2 separate regions of the Homo sapiens genome follow, and region 2 is linked to region 1. Evidence: read pairs that join two places in POLR2A ChIA-PET (ENCODE). Cell type or tissue: A673. All regions are shown on one strand. Links, peaks and the distances in the headings refer to the core of each region. The heading gives the core; the rest is flanking DNA.

Region 1 (5,369 bases), core at 150-5,149:
CACCTAAAAGAGATGCAGTAACCGGCTGTGGAGATGACATTGCTAACTGCTCAATAGAAATATGGCCTGAATGGATTTTCTCTTCATCACGCTGCTTCTGTGCAGAAGACCTGGAAAGGAGCTAACATATATCTTATTTACATATATGTGTGTGCACACACACAGGCACATGGCTGTGCAGAGGGCCTGGAGAGCAGCTAGTGTGCTGTCTCACTAACACGCATGCACACATGAACCGACATGGCCAGACACACACACAAACACACATGTGCACACGTACACACCTGCATACATGCACACATAAGCAGTCACGTGCACACATGCACACACTCACACGCACACACAACGTGCAGAGAGGAGGTGCTTTGAGAGAGGTCAAGGGCCGGCAGTGGTTGCTGGCTCAGGAGGGCTGTGGCTGACCCAGGGAGAGAAGATGGATGGGCCATGCGTTGAGGCCTCTGTCCCCAGCTGTACATTTGCCTGAAACTGCAGGGGCAGCAATTTTCTTTCCAGCCAGTTTGATGTCGGTTTCTTTCAGGGCTGAGCTAAGCGTTCTCAATGGGGAAGAGTAGCAGCTGAGGGGCCTTTTCCCTGGAAAGGTCAGAGAAATCCCATGGCAAGAGAAGCCCTGGGCTGGGTGAGGGGCTGGGGCTATGCATGCTTTGTAAGGCTTAGGGGACATCCCACGTGAGAATAGACATTGGAGCAGGTCAGGAGCTCAACTGTAGAGGTGTAGGACTCAAAGGGGAAGGGGCCGGAGCTTGTTGAAGTTGCAGATTCCTGCCTCCTTCCTTCAGGGATTGTGATGAAGGGAGCCTGGGCAGGACCCAGGAATCTATTTCCACAGCCTCCCCAGGTCATCCTGATGCAGGTAGCTCCAAGTCCAACAGGCTGATAGGATATTCTTCGTGAACTGCAAAGCCAAAATCAAGTCTGCTTTTTTTCTGTGATGGAGATTAGGCTTCCTTGAAACTCTGCAGTGAATTCTGCCACTCAAAGCTAAGCATTGCTATCTCGTATCCTTCTGTCTGTGAAAAGAACTGGTCCAGGCAACTGTCAAGAGGAGCAGTTCAGTTTTCACATCCATTTCCCAAGGCCTCGTCCTGCACAGGACCAAGAGGGCGGTCTAAATGTATTCCTTCATTAGAGGCTCCAGTGAGATGGGGGACCAGGTCGAGGTGGAATTCAGCTGTGTGTCACAGAAGCCTGACCACGGGGGCTTGTCCAGATTCAGATTTATTTTTCCACAGAACAATAAGTCCAGAGGCCTGCCATCATGCCCACTGTGGTGACTCCAGAGGAACAATATGGATGCAGGCTCCTTCATCGTCCCACTCTCAGCCTCATGGCCACAGAACAGCTGCAGTGCCCCGGACATCATTCACATTCTAGGCTGTTGGAAGGGGAAAGGGTAAAAGACAAAAGATGTGAGCAGCTGAGTCTGCTTCCTCTAATGAAGAAACCAGCAGCTTCCAGGAGCCCCCCACAGTGGACTTTTGCTTACATCTCATCACTGGAACTGGGTCCCATGGGCAGTCCCTGCGTCAGTGCTGTGTAGATCTGAACACTGGCAGCCAGGCCTGCTGCATCAAACTGTTGCTGCCAAGGAAAAATGATAGGAGAGATACTGGGTGCATGCCTGCCATGCTGTTCCCAGGGGACAGCCTCCTCCTCACGTCACAGGATGGAACACAGATCATTAGGGTCTGCATTTGGCTGACATGCAGGCGTTTTCTTCTGGCAAAGAAAATCTGACTTCCGGCCAGGCACAGTCGCTCTCGCCTGTAATCCAAGCACTTTGGGAGGCTGAGGTGGGTGGATCATCTGAGGTCAGGAGTTCAAGACCAGCCTGGCCAACATGGCAAAACCCCGTCTCTAGTCAAAATACAAAAATTAACTGGGTGTGGTGGCACGTGCCTGACATCCCAGCTACTCGGGGAGGCTGAGGCAGGAGAATCGCTTGAACCCGGGAGGTGGAGGTTGCAGTGAGCTGAGATCGCATGGCTGCACTCCAGCCTGGGTGACAGAGTGAGAGTCCATCTAAAAAAAAAACAAAGAAAGAAAGAGAAAAGAAAAATAGAAAAGAAAATCTGACTTCCTCGAAGCCCCTCCCTTTGGTTGCACAGCCACAAGAAAGCCCCTCATCCTCCCGAAATTGCTTTATCAACAGCGTGGAAGGGAGCAGGAATAGGTACCTCGGTCATGCACAGGGAACACTTAGCACGGGCCTGGCACGGGGCGTCCGATGATGACTGTAGCTGGCATTCTGTTGCACACATCAGAGAGCTGCATTTACTTCTGTGTTGGATGAATCCACCGCTGCAGAAGCTCCCAGTGCCACCAGGTCCCCCCAGAGACAACGCATCTTCTCCCCAGCTTTGGATGGGACTTACCTATCTTGGAAAAATATGCAGTTTTCATTCCTTGGCAATAACCAGATTTTGGACTTCCACAAGCTGCATGCGGAAGTGAAAACTGGATTAAAAGGAGTAGGGACAGAGGTCTCCAGAAACTTAGGAAAGGTCTCAAGTTTCATTAGCACTGCCTGGCAAGCTCAGCATTTTCTCCTCCACTGCGGGCCTCTGGTTTGCAGCCTGGTGGTCAGTAAGGTGTGAGCATGGGATGATTCTCCCGCCTACGCAGTGCTCTGACCATGCTTCCTCAGGTGCTGGCAGGGCCCTGGAAAGGCAAAAGCAGCAGCAACGCCCAGAGGCCAGAAGTCCGAGAGCCCGCGCCTCAGTGGGATCTGTCCATGGTGCTGACCTCCCAAGCTGCCTCAAGGTCTTAGCTCCAAGAGGCCAAGAATTTCCCATCTTCTCCAGCTCTATCCACGTGACGGCGTGACCCCACTCTCCGAGTTGATGAGGCCTGTGGGGCAGAGCCCAAGCTGGATGGAAGGGAACGAGCTAATCAATTAGGAATGTCTGTGAAGAGCGAGCGGGAGGACGTGAGAACAGCCTCCCACGTGGCTCCAAGTCCGCCGTTCCTCTTCCAAGGCTTTCAGGCAGAAGAGCTGGGGTCCTATCTTTGCTTCCATTTTCAAAGAGGGAGACTCTAGAAATAGCTCCTTTAGAGGGTCAGAGCTCAAATCCAATTTAAAGCCCACTCTAGTATTTGAGATGAGAGAGAGTGTTGTTATGTTAGTCTCTCCTCCCAAATGGCCCTGTTGGAGATTTTTTACTACTTCACTCCTCCCTCCCTCTCTTCCTTCCTTCCTTCCTTCCTTCCTTCCTTCCTTCCTTCCTTCCTTCCTCCCTCCCTCCCTCCCTCCTCCATTCTTTCCTTTTCTTTTGTCTTTCTGTATCTTCATAACAGGATGCTTCATAAAAATTTCATGGGCACCCACTGCTTCTCCAGCATGAGTCTGTGCTAGGCTCATGCTGAATGCTCCCCATGCACTATCTCATGTAATCCACAGCAACCCTGGAAGCCACTATTATTACCTCCCCATTTCATGGATCAGGGAGTGTAAGTCCCGGCTCAAGACTGCAGAGCCGATGGGTAGCAGAGCCAGGGTTCAAACCTAAAACTCCATGACAGCAAAGTCTGAGCTTATATCCATCTTGCCATAATGGTCCTTTAACTTGTTTTTAGAGATGGGGTCTCACCCTGTCGCCAGGCTTGAGTGCAGTGGTGTGATCTCAGCTCACTGCAACCTCCGCCTCCCAGATTCAAGCGATTTTCCTGCCTCAGCCTCCTAAATAGCTGGGAATAGAGGTGTGCACCACCACACCCAGCTAATTTTTGTACTTTTAGTAGAGTCGGGGTTTCACCATGTTGGGCAGGATGGTCTTCATCTCTTGACCTCGTGATCTTCCTGCCTCAGCCTCCCAAAGGGCTGGGATTACATGCGTGAGCCACCATGCCTGGCCAACATTTTTTAAGTTCCAAAATGCTAATTGGAAAATGAAAAAAAAAAGAAGAAGAAGAAGAAGAAGAAGAGAAATCAGCTATGTTATTTCATGGAAAGAGAAACTTAATTAGAAATGTGATCTGTCAAAAAGTTTTCCGGTATGTCTGGAATACTGCCCGAAGCTCAGGGAGAGGTGGTGAGATGGGGCTGGAGAGATTATCTGGAGCTGGAGCCCCAGGCAGTTTTGTTTGTTCTCGAGGTTCAAGCAAGACCTGCGTGCAGAGCCACTATCTTCTGGGAGTGGAAGTGGAGTTATTAATGTCCTCTGGTCCTGGAATTGAGACTGATGCATGCAGGGTGACTTGTCCTCTGAGTAAACGTGTCCCATCTCACCTGGAGAATGAGCCTGAATAGGGTGATATGACTGAGGAGAAGATCTGAGATGGATCTTTGTGAAAAGCAGGGACAATTGGGAAAATCTGAGGCTAATTAGCCCTTCCCAGCCTCAGGCTGCAGGTCCGGAGTTACACATGAAGGCACATCGGGTTGGCAGGCTGGAGAACCACAGGCATGTTTTTACACAGCTGAGAGGGGTTGGAGCCTCCCAGTGCTCTGGAAATAGCCGTTTCCCCTGTTCATTCATCTTAGGAGGCCAGAGCCTGAGGGTGAAAGAGTTCCATCCCCAAGGCTGGCCTCTCCTGCCCATAGCCAGAGCCATGAGACACGGGTACTCCACAAGCTCTGGGACTTGGGTCTTCATGTATGTACTCCTCCTTGGGAGTGGGGAGATGGTGAAAGTTTGTGTTAAATTTGCTCCAGATGTCCTTAGGCAGCCAGACTTCTGCAAGGAGCTTGTTCAAAATCCCAAGGATGAAAAACTGCTGTCTCTCCAGGCAAGATGCACATTCTTCACCATGACGATTCACAGAATCCCACTAGACACCAAGAAACTCTGCTAATGCTGACTCAGCGAAGGGGCAGGCTCTGCCACAGCTGGTGCCACTAAGTCCTAGGGTACGAGAGTCTGTGCAAACAGGCTGCATCCCCTGGCTCCACTAAGCCGAATACAGACAGAGGCTCTGCGCACTCGCCCCATCCAGCAGAGGATGCCCATGGCGATCATTTTAGTGCTTATCATGGAGGGCAGGCTGATGGGTCAGCGTGGCCATCACAGCTTCAGGGAGATGTTCAAAAAGGCTGGAGCCAAGTGGGCAGGGGATGGGGAAAGGAGGGGCTGTCTGGAGTGAGACAGATGTGCTATGAACCTTGTCACTGCTGCTGGCTGTTGGAGTGACCTTGGACAATTCCCTTGTATTAGCTGAGTCTCTGAATTTTGCCTGTAAATACAGAGCGCCCACTTAGAGGGGGAATTGGGGTTCACTGAGTTTGTATAGCACCTGGTCCATGTGAAATGTCCCCTCCCCTCCTGGGGTCTCTCCCTGGGTAGGAGGGAAGCTGATTACAATGGTGATGGCTGACTGTTACCCAGCACAGGTGCAAGCCCCAGGCCCTTCAC
Region 2 (5,369 bases), core at 281-5,280, 1.4 Mb after region 1:
TGGAGAGCAAGGGTGTCCCTCTACATCCCAGGGGACAGCTGCTGCCTCCCTCCACACAGGGCCTGAGGATGGCTGTGGCAGCCGCAGGCTTCAGGGGCCAGGCCTGTACCACACTACATCATGGTCTTCTCTCGGGCTCTGCCTCCTCAGCTACAGCCTGTGGCAAATTCTCCTCTGAACACTCACCCAGGCAAAGTGGGCTAGGAAAAGGACAGGGGGTGGGGAGACGCACAGAAGGGGCGCCAGGGGCCACTGTCACACCCACAAAGCCGGCGTGGGGTTCCCGGGGAGAATGACATTCAGGTGTGCACGTGTGAGAACGTGTGCGTGTGCACCAGTGCTTGCTCACCTGAGTCCACACGCAGGTGTGCAAGTGTGTGCCCGTGTGTGTAGAGGGGTGCATGTGTGTGCCTCTACATGTGAGGGGTGCGTGTGTGTGCATGTGTGAGAGTGTGTACGTGTGTGTGCTTGCTCACGTGAGTGTCCACACACGGGTGCTCCCGTGTGCATGCGCGTGTGTGCTCGTGAGTGCTTGTTTGCATGTGTGTGCACTCACATACGTGTATGCCAGTGTGTGAACATATCTGTGCATGACCTCAATGGTGTAGATTGCACGTGTATGCTTGTGTGAGTTTGTGTATGTGTGTGCCTGTGTATGCACACTGTGTGAGCATGTGCATATGTGGGAACAAGTGTACACATGTATGCACACATGTATCCACACGTGTGTGTGCCTCTGTGTGTGCAGGGCAAGAGGGTGGGGACGCCATCGGGGTCTGTGGCCCAGGTGAGCCTCCCGGAGGGCGTGGCTCTGGTGAGTGGCGGTGCCTGGCAGAAGCTGGCCCTCCAGAAACCCTCCACAGTGACGATGGGTTGAGCAAGGCCTGCGGGGCTGAGCCTCCAGCCATCGCCAGGGTGCTGTGATGAGGCAGCCAGGGAGGCCGAGCGGGACCTGAGGGTGCAGCACTGGGCCGAAGCCAAGCTGGGACCCAAAAGGGGCTTGTGCTGCCCATCTGGGTGGGTCGGCCCCGGGCCCTCCTCAGTCTCCCCATCCAAGCTCATGTGTCCATAGCCCCGATCCCGTCTGCGCTGGGCTCTGCAGCTTCCTCTTCTTCCTCACTTCCTCCCGCACCCCCCTCCCCACGGGCAACAGTCCCAACATCTGGTTGGCGTTTCCAGCAAAGCCGGGGGCGGGGCCGGCAGGAGCCAGAAGAGCAGCTGCGGACAGTGTGGGAGTCTCCGGCGGGGCTGTGAGAACCAGCACTAGCCGGATGGTTGCGTTCCCAGTGCAGCCCCCGCCAGTGTGGTGGGGGGTGCTGGAGACCAGGGAGGAGAGGTGACTGGGTCACAGCCACTCCGGAGGCCGGGCGCCTCCCTCAGACACGGCTCTGCTGGAGGAGGGGGCTGTGGGCTGCCGAGCCTCCACCCCAGCCTCCAGGCAGCACAGGGCGAGGGCCTGCCCTTGCTCCTGGGCCCCCTGCCGTCATCTCACCCCAGCCTCAGTTCCCTCCTCTCTGAAATGGGCCCTGACGGTACCTGCCTCATGAGCTGTGGGGAGGACTCCAGGAGCTCAGGCTCGGAGGTCGCTGCCCAGTGTGGTAGGGGTGGCCTCACCCCTCGGGCCCACTCCCGGCTGTGTGGGTTCATCCATCCTACAGCAGCGAGGGCTGCGGAGGACACCGTGCAGGCCTGGAGTCAGACTGGGCTCCGAAGCCCGGGAGCAGGGTCTCAGGGTGTCAGCCCAAAAGCCAGGCTGGCCCACTGCCCAGCAGGTGGGCACCAAGGCGGGGGCCTGGTGCAGCATCTCCAGCCTCAGCAGGGTTAACTCCCAACCCCAACCCAGCCCTGGCTGCAAGGGGGGTGCTGGGCCAGTTGCGGGGGAGGCGGGGGCGGGGGCGGGGGGTACTCAGCTCCAGGAGCCTGCTCAGGATCAGGCCTCCCGCGCGGCTCAGCCCTTCCGGGTGAGGTCATGGGAAAAACCGCCTCAGACACCCCCAAGACAAGGACCCCCAAGGCTGCCTGCGGGTTAATAGTGGCTCCTCCCAGCTGCAGGGGCCGCTCAGCCAGACCCTGGCTCCTGAGCAGGTGTGCGCCCCCCAGGTCCCAGGTTGCACACCCCCATGGGGGCGGGGGAGGCAGTTTCCTGCTTCTCAGACTTCTCCCACCGGGGCTTCTTTCCGGCTGCGGCTTTGCTTTTGTTGTGTGTTTTTGTTCACTCCCCCTCCCCGCTGGAGTCAGTCTCAGGAAAGCTTCTGGGGCGATGGGAGCAGCGGAGGAGCCCAGGCCGGAAAGGGGACAATTAAACCCAGGGAAGAAAGGGTTAACCCTGACTCCGCCCCCCCCCCACCCCCATTCACCAGGAAATAAACAAGGAGCTTTGTTTCCATTCACCCTGAAAAATACAAGGATTTCCTCTCCCACTGGTCTGCACTGTCCCCCAAGGACCCCTCAAACCCAGAGGGGCAGGGCAGGAAGGGGACCCTGAGGTGGGCAGAGGTACTTGGGCTTCCGGAGACAGGGAGATGTTTGGAAGGTTCAGCTCAGCCTGGGTCATGGCAGGTGACCCAGAGCCACTGAGAGCAGGGTGAACCTGGGGCCTGTCCTCACCCACCCACTCACCCGTCTGTTCCTAGAGGCCCTGCTGTGTGTGGCTTGCAGAGGCCGGGCCGATGAGAGTCTGCCCCCAGGAGCGCACCACAGGCTAGAGAGGACGCTCCCACCCTCGCAGCCCCCATCAAAGCCATGGAGGGGAGAGAGCCACGCTGGGAGAAGTCGTGTGTGCCCCGGATGGTCTGGAAAGGCCTCTGGGGCCTTGAGGGACAGGAAGGGGGCCTGGGCATCCCCAGCAAAAGCGTATACAAGGCCTTGTGGCAGGCAGGCTCCCGGGCCTCCAAAACAGACAGGGGAAGTGGAGGCCACTGGATGGTGGGGCCCATCCCGAGGGAGCCCAGCTGCTGGGAGGCATTTTGCATCTTGATGTGATGACAGTGGGAAGTCCCAGGGCAGCTCTGAGCAGGGGATGCTGCCTGCACCTTAGAAACTGCAGCTGTGGGTTGGGCGTGGGGGTTGAAGGAGGAGAGAGGTGTGGGAACAGGGGTCCTGGCCTGGACATGCCACGTGGGTAGGGTGCCGTTTGCTGAGGCAGTGTGAGCGGAAGAGGCAGGGGTGGTGGGGAGGGGGTCTGGTTTGGGATGTGTCCAGTCTGAGAGGCGTATGGGAAAGTGGCTGACCCTAGACCTGGTAGGGGGGTGCAGGTGGGACCTGACGAGGCCTCCCTGAGAGGGCAGTGGAGGAGGCACGGTCTGAGGACCGGACCTGGCAGGGGCCTGAGTCTATCAGAGGCAAGGAAGGGGTGAGGCCGTGGTCAGCTCCCGGGGTGTGTGGGCTCCGCAAGGCCTGGTGGGAGCGAGGTGCTGGGTCCTTCTCTGTCAAGTGGGGACAGTGAGTGAGTGCACTGAGCCCGAGAGGTTGAGACACTACAGAAACAGCAGCGGCTCAAAGAGCGGAGGAAATCTGTGGATGCCCCCACCGTGCGATGTCCCCCCCGCCATGTGACACACCCACCATGCGATGCCCTCTCATCCACTGTGATCCCCCCACACTGTTCAGTGCTCCCGCCACCACGCGATGCCCTCTCATCCAGTGTGATCCCCCCACACTGTTCAGTGCTCCCCCCACCACGCGATGCCCCCCTCCACAGTGCGGTGCCCCCCTCCACAGTGCGATGCCCCCTACTGTGTCCCCTTGGACCTCTGCCATCTCCATCAAGGTGTCATCTGCTGGTGATACCTGTGCCCTCACCCACTTGGTTCTCGGGCCAGAGTTGGCACCATCTGGGGCAGCCAGGGGCCCTGCGAGGCTGCTCCAAGTTCTGCACCATTTCCCAACCCGGGGGACAGAGCCCTGACCCACGCTGGGAGCCGGCAGCACACCTGCTGGTTACCTCCCGTCCTCCATCCACCCCCATCCTGTGCCGCCTGCCTTCCCAAATAGATGGCATCAATATGCACCCTGGTCCTCAGGGGTGCTTCCAAGAGCCACACTAAGTCAGCTGGGGCCAGAAGGGACTCTGGGAGGGGGCTCGGGATGGCTGAAGGAGCCCCACTGCTGGGGCAGTGGAGGGTGACAGCCCTGGGGTGCAGTGCAGTGTTGGACCTCTGCCATGGCGACTGGGAAGGGCCGTGGGAGCCGGAGGCCCCTGCCACGCGGTTCTCCAGCATTCAGGAGTTATGGAGGCCACAGTGACCATGAGGACGTGGGAGCCGTGGCTACTGGCCAGTGTCACAGTTGGGGCCCGGCTGGTTTCAGCTGACCTCTCCTCTGGCCATGGGACACAGTAAGGGCATTGCAGTAAGGGAATTGCAGAGGAGGCTCCTGGAAGTCTCCCAGGCTGGGATCAGGGCTCTGACCGAGAAGGAGTGGGCCTGAGTGCTGGCCTGGGCCACCTGGGTGTGTCTGTTTGAGAGGATGACCTCCCAGAAGTGCCTGCTCCTCCTCCATCATCTCTGCCTCCCCATAGAGTCCCGAGGACACCCCTTAGTGGAAGGCGTCAGGAAAGCTGCCGTCAGCTGCAGCGAGAGAAAAATCCTTCACAGTGTTCTAGACGTGGCCGGCTCTCAGATCCAGAGCCCGCAACTGGAGGGGCGGCCAGGTGCCCTTGAGGAAGGACCCTACAACACAAAAGCACACATGCACAGTTCCCCCACTGCATCCCCAGAGGGACCACTGGCCATTTACTAGAGGAACTGGGCGCTGGAGAAAGGGCCCACCCACTCCATCAGTGCTGTCTGATGTCCAGCCTGGCTGACGCCAGTATCAGGAGACCACAGTGACCTCATGGCATGGCCCCTGTTAAGGCGGGAAAGGATGGACACTGGGTGATAAATGGGGCCCTGGGCCAGCTCCATCCAGTGGGCCCCTAGGTCCCTGGGCCACTCTGTGGCCACTCCCCTTGGCCTGAGTGTGTGGTTGGAGGAAGGGCTGGATGTGGCAGCTGGCAAAGCCCTTCTGTCACTTCCTTCTGCGGCGTAAGAGCCTGGATGGCTGAAAAAACCAAGTTGAAACTCCCAAAACCATGACTCCCCATGCGTACACACCAAGATGGGAAACCCAAAGCAGATGCCTTCTGAGATGGCATGGATTCGTGCCACCCAGAAAGCCTTGACAAATACACACACAGTGGTCCCAACCTATTCTCATCGAGTTCAGCAGTCCGGCCCCTGCGGAGGTCAGACAGACCATGGCAGGTGGGTGACGGTCAACCTAACAAGCTGGGAGTCCTGGCCACAGCCACTCTGCCAGAGGTGATGTCTGGACTGGGGAACAGGCCAACACAAGCTCGAGCACCCGGCCTGGGGCTCCCTGGAGGC

Evidence for each region. Peaks named below come from ENCODE experiments on the same cell type or tissue, not always from the same donor. Only the 100,000 strongest peaks of a DNase experiment are listed, where the experiment ranks them.
Region 2: POLR2A ChIA-PET joins it to region 1 with 8 read pairs; 1 of 35 experiments calls an interaction of 5 or more read pairs at or near these places.

The regions. Positions count from the first base shown.
Region 1 is chr9:135,153,969-135,159,337 of GRCh38, forward strand. No RefSeq gene overlaps it. Among named protein-coding and RNA genes, the nearest start is that of OLFM1, 69 kb to the left of the region's middle. In A673, for the core only: no CTCF peak of the experiment used is centred there; DNase peaks (open chromatin) are centred at 2,993, 3,133, 4,083, 4,773 and 1 weaker place; H3K4me3 peaks cover 2,915 bases; H3K27ac peaks cover 4,885 bases.
Region 2 is chr9:136,586,096-136,591,464 of GRCh38, forward strand. No RefSeq gene overlaps it. Among named protein-coding and RNA genes, the nearest start is that of LINC01451, 28 kb to the right of the region's middle. In A673, for the core only: no CTCF peak of the experiment used is centred there; DNase peaks (open chromatin) are centred at 1,196, 2,226 and 2,926; H3K4me3 peaks cover 1,090 bases; H3K27ac peaks cover 2,910 bases.